Linked DNA regions of Homo sapiens: region 2 is linked to region 1. A link is a contact called in ENCODE Hi-C or POLR2A ChIA-PET data. All regions are on one chromosome and are shown on one strand. Each heading gives the region's core, a stretch centred on a gene start or an enhancer-like site at or near the end of the contact. The rest is flanking DNA. Distances are from core to core; before and after follow the strand shown.

The links. Hi-C counts contacts between places; a loop is a spot of excess contacts on that map. ChIA-PET counts read pairs that join two places held with the same protein, here RNA polymerase II (POLR2A). Pooled maps may share reads with other maps.
Region 2: a loop to region 1 is called in a map of mammary epithelial cell, with 7 times the contacts of the local background. The contact joins two enhancer-like sites. A Hi-C loop is called at or near these places in 2 of 168 maps with a recorded cell type or tissue (endothelial cell of hepatic sinusoid and mammary epithelial cell) and 2 of 50 pooled maps. POLR2A ChIA-PET finds 5 or more read pairs at or near these places in 2 of 52 experiments (H1 and HepG2).

Annotation. Positions count from the first base shown.
Region 1 is chr14:103,259,293-103,262,066 of GRCh38, forward strand. No RefSeq gene overlaps it. Among named protein-coding and RNA genes, the nearest start is that of LINC00605, 72 kb to the left of the region's middle. Within about 2 kb of position 1,364, at least 26 of the 41 ENCODE cell types and tissues checked have a DNase peak (open chromatin) inside an H3K27ac peak, as active enhancers do.
Region 2 is chr14:103,184,146-103,186,919 of GRCh38, forward strand. It overlaps the pseudogene GCSHP2. Among named protein-coding and RNA genes, the nearest start is that of LINC00605, 3.5 kb to the right of the region's middle. Within about 2 kb of position 1,351, at least 2 of the 41 ENCODE cell types and tissues checked have a DNase peak (open chromatin) inside an H3K27ac peak, as active enhancers do.

The sequences.
Region 1 (2,774 bases), core at 114-2,613:
GTGGGGTGTCTACGGGAAATCCCCTCCACGCTGTACTGGGCGCACAAAGGGAGTTCGCCCAGAAGCACGTGCACAGCCTCTGGGGCGGGCGCCTGCATTGCACCCCTCAAAATATTGCTACCATGATGTGCAAGGACAAGGTGGGGCACAAAGGTAGCCAAGCACCAAAGACAGAAGCCAGGACAAAGAGGGGCTCCAGACCACAGAAACATGCCCACCGGGCGGCAGAGCAGGGGACAGACTCTGTGCCCCCGTACTTCTATTCCATGTCCTGGGTCTCACCTCACACCTTTCTTGCAGTTCATGTGTCTCTCACTGTGTCCACAATGATATTCTACACATCCAGAAGGGTTTGTAGTAATTATAGGGTTTTTTGTTTCTATAACTCATATTTATTTATTTTTATTGGTACACAATAATTGTACATATTTATGGGGTACGTGGGATATTGTAATACATGCATACAATCTGTAATGATCAGATCAGGGTATTAGGATATTCATCGTCTCAAATGTTTGTCACTTTTTTTTTTGAGATGGAGTCTTGCTCTGTCACCCAGGCTGGAGTGCGGTGGCACGATCTCAGCTACTGCAACCTCTGCCTCCCAGATTCAAGTGATTCCCCTGCCTCAGTTTCCCAAGTAGCTGGAACTACAGGTGCGCGCCACCATGCCCAGCTAATTTTTGTGTTTTTAGTGGAGACAGGGGTCTCGCCGCATTGGCCAGACTGGTCTCAAACACTTGACCTCAAGTGATCCACCCGCCTTGGCCTCCCAAAGTGCTGGGATTATAGGTGTGAGCCATGTGGAGGAAAAGTTAAATATTAAATTTGAACTCCATTGAACTTGAACACAAGGAATGGTTATGTGCCAGTAAATAGCCTCTGGGCATCTGCCTGGGAGCTAATAACCTATACTGATTGTTCTGGTAAGGTACATTTTCTACCTTAAGGCAAACAAACAACAGAATCTACAGAATAGGCTAACCTTCCTGTATTCCCTGAGTCCAGTCATGAAGGGCCCTCGTGCCTGGGGCTCAGGCCAAAAAAGGAATACTACAAAAGGGTGAGGGTCCCAGACCCCGCCGAAGCTCCGCAAGAACTCTCCTCGTCTGTGCGCGGACGGGCGGCCGACTCTGGAGCCCAGGCTGCTGCTTCCCTGTCTGGTGATGCTTCCTCCATAGTCCAGTGGGTGTAAATATATACAGATATATCTTTTCTTGTCCCTTTCCCACTGTGATTTGCTTATTATATTTGTGTTGCCATATACTTGGGATGAAGGCTGTTTGCCCTTAAAAGTATCGTGTGTGCCTTTTCTTCACCCCCCGGGCATTTCCCACACAGAAACTTTTGGTATCAGGAACAGGATTCGAAAACGAAAGTATGCCACTTTCCAGTCGCAGGGACTGGGCTGGAGGCTCGGGGACTTCCCACATCCCGGGATGGGAACTTCCCCAGTTCTCCCCCTCGGCGACTGAATAGTCCAGGGGAACTGGCTTTTGTGAAAATTGGGAATCTAAGTTAGTGCATTTTGAACTGTTGGCTGTGTGTGAGGTGCTGCAGGAAATTCTAGTTTGATAAGGGGATGCCGAGGGAATTTCCTGGCATGGATGCTGCTTGCTTACTGCTTATAAGTTAATGTGTCAAGATAGGGACCGGTTGCTACAAAAGAAATGTAAGCTGGAAAAGGAAAATGCTAATTTGACTTCCAGACTGGCCCTGGCCCAATGCCAGGCCTATGTCTTGACTGATCAAGCTCAAAGCTAGTAATGCTTCCTCCATAGTCTGGTGGGTGTAAATATATATAGACATAGCTCTTCTTCTCCCTTTCCCACTGCGATTTGCTTATTATGTCTGTATTGCCATATACTTGGAATAAAGGTGTTTACCCTTAATAGTATTGTGTATTGTGCCCTTTCTTCTCCCCTCTCGCGTCTCCCACACAGAACAATGTCCAGCAGTATTTTTTAGTAACTACAGTTTTTTTTCTAGAATTCATATTTATTTTGTTGGTACACAATAATTGTACATATTTATGGGGGACATGGGATATTGTAATACATGCATACAATTTATAATGATCAAATCAGGGTATTAGAATATTCATCACCTCAAATATTTGCCATTTCTATGTGTTGGGAACATTTCATATCTTCTCTTCTAGCTTTTTTTTTTTTTTTCCTTGAGATGAAGTCTTGCTCTGTCTCAGACTGGAGTGCAGTGGCGCGATCTCGGCTAACTGCAAACTCCGCCTCCCGGGTTCAAGTAATTCTTTTGCCTCAGCCTCCCAAGTAGCTGGGACTACAAGCATACACCACCACACCTGGCTAAGTTTTGTATTTTTAGTAGAGATAGGGTTCCACCGTGTTGGCCAGCCTGGTCTCAAACTCCTGACCTCAAGTGATCCACCCGCCTCGGCCTCCCAAAGTGCTGGGATTACAGGTGTGAGCCATGGTGCCTGGCCATCTTCTAGCTATTTTGAAGTATACAAGAAATTATTTTTAATTATACTCACCCTACTATGCTATCAAACACTAGAACTTATTCCTTCTAATTGTATGTTTGTACTCAGTAATCAATCTCTCTTCATCCCCACGCTGCACCTTTCCCAGCCTCTGGTAACTTATCTTTCTACTTTCTATCTCTATGAGATCCACTTTTAAAACTCCCACATATGAATGAAAACATGCAATATTTGTCTTTTTGTGCCTGGCTTATTTCAATTCACATAATAACCTCCAGTTCCATCCATGTTGCTGCAAATGACAGCGTTTTAT
Region 2 (2,774 bases), core at 101-2,600, 75 kb before region 1:
AAAAACAAACAGTGACCAAAGTGCAGCGTGGAGACCCTCTGCACCCCTCCCTACGAACATGGCACTGAGTGGCGCAGTGTGGGTGGGCTGTGGGCTGCAGCTTGAGCGGGGCCTTGGCACCTGCCATGCCTCACCGGCTGAGGCCTTGGTGGCTGGGGATGGGCACGGTTTGTGCGTGGAACCCGCCCTGCTCTCGGTGCATGAATTCTCGGGGAAACGTGGTTGGAGAACAACAAGAAATGGTATGGGAACCGTGGGAATCAGGCATTTTGCACAGGAAGTATTGGGAGATGTTTTTACTGTAGTCTGCCTGAAGCTGGGACAAAATTGAACAAACAAGATGAATTTGGTGCTTTGGAAAGTGTGAAAGCTGTTCATGAACTCCATTCTCCTTTATCAGGAGAAGTAACTGAAATTAATGAAGCTCTTGCAGAAAATACAGAACTTATTGACAAATCTTGTTATAAAAATGTTTGGCCGATCAAGATGACACTGAGTAACTCTTCAGAACTAGGTGAACTTGGCCGGGCGCAGTGGCTCACACCTGTAATCCCAGCACTTTGAGAGGCTGAGGCAGGTGGATAATCTGAGGTTAGGAGTTTGAGACCAGCCTGGCCAACGTGGCGAAACCCCATCTCCACTAAAATACAAAATTTAGCTGGGCGTGGTGGCAGTTGCCTGTAATCCCAGCTACTCAGGAGGCTGAGGCAAGAGAATCACTTGAACCCAGGAGGCAGAGGTTGCAGTGAGCCAAGATCATGCCACTGCACTCCAGCCTGGGCAACAAGAGCAAAACTGTCTCAAAAAAAAAAAAAAAAAAAAAAAAAAAAGAACTAGATGAACTTATGAGTGAAGAAGCTTATAAAAAATACGGAAAAATCTATTGAGGAGTGAAAATAACCCCTAAATAAACTAGTATGAAATAATTTAAAATATAAAAATAAAAAACAAAATTAATAAAGTAAAAAACAAGTCTTATGCCTGATATATGAACCACACCAAAAGTTCACCAAATTGCACGATGCCGTAATCAGAGACAATCAAACCACAAACCAAGAGGAGCAGTTGACGTTTTCCCTGCTAAAAACAGCTGTTCCAGCAGCCATGGTGCCTGTAGTCCCAGCTACTTGGAAGGCCGAGGCGAGAGGAGTTAAACTTCAGCCTGGGCAACATGATGAGACCTCACTATTTAAAAACAAAAATTGAAAAAGAAACCTAAAAAAGCAGGTTTTCCGAAGACGTTGTTATAAGGCTCCATATAATAATGAGACTCTCACCCTCTCAATGCCATTCTTCATTTGGCAGGATAATGCTATAATTAAAATTTCACAATAAGTAACTGCTATAGGTAACTTGAGAAAACCTGACCTAAAAAAAAAAAAAAAAGAAATCCTTTTAGTCCACCTAGTGGGCAAATTTGGCATTTTCCCTAACACAGTTTTTTGTTCAAATTGTACTGGTGGTCCCTTTTATAAACCTGGCGTTCACAAAGTAGTGATTAATTCGATCCTGTATGAAATACTTCTCAGTGGCTATCACAGGCCTGGCCCAGTCTCCTCCATGGCCTTTTGTTTAATTTGTTGCCCTTAGGCTGGGGCTGTTAGTTCAAAACCACTTCTACGAACTAAGTTTATTATATTGTTGCCAATTTTTTCATTATAATTTTTAAATGTTGTTCTTAGTGCCTGTCTAATCTCAACGAAGCCAACTCTCCTAACAGGATAATACTTGCTCAACACCTCCAGATAATGACTAATGCCTACAAAGCAGATGAAATAAAATGTAATACTGGACTCCAGATGAAACTGCTTTGAGGCCAGGTGCAGTGGTTCACGCCTGCAACCCCAGCACTTTGGGAGGCTGAGGCGGGCAGATCACCTGAAGTCAGGAGTTCAAGACCAGCCTGGCCGACATGGTGAAACCCTGTCTCTACAAAAAAAAAAAAAAAAGAGAGAGAGAGAGAGAGAGGAAAAAAATCAGCTGGGGGTGGTGGCGCATGCCTGTAATTCCAGCTATTCAGGAGGCTGAGGCAGAAGAATCGCATGAAACCAGGAGGCAGAGGTTGCAGTGAGCCAAGATAGTGCCACTGCACTCCAGCCTGGACTACAAGAGCAAAACTACATCTCAAAAAGGAAAGAAAGAAAGAAAGAAAAAAAGTAACTGCTTTGAGACATTTTTTCCTTCTGGCCTCGTTATTACACAAATGTGGCCCAGGTTGCTGACTTAGACCCCGCCATGTTCCCTCCAATGTGGGACAGAGACAGCTGGCACAAGCCCATTACAGCCCCAGGGACAGATAAGCCTGGCTGCAGAACGGCTGGTTAGCGATGCTTTCAGAGAAATATCTTGATCAAAAGAGAAAAATGTAAAGCTAATCACACAAATTGGGTCATTCTTGTCCCACCCAACCAAGGGTCAAGAGGCCAGCGGGAAGGAGCACTCAGGGCACATAGAATTTCTCCAAGAATGTCATTCTCTGTAAGACCGGCTGCTGAAACTGCTGCCACCTGAAACCAGTTTACCTAATGCCTACTAAACAACCTGCTGACACGACTCGTTTTACCCTCTGCCCTCACTCATCAGTCGGAGCTTGCCAGCTCCCCAAACTCACCAGTGCCAATGAGCTTTCTTAAAGAGCAGTAGTAATATTTCTCCTCTTTATAAAACCTCCAGCCTTTCTTCATTCTTTGGACATCCTAAAGACCACTCACGCTACAGATATCCACAAATTACACTTCTTTCCCCAAATAAAACATTTTAATTTTGAGGATTCA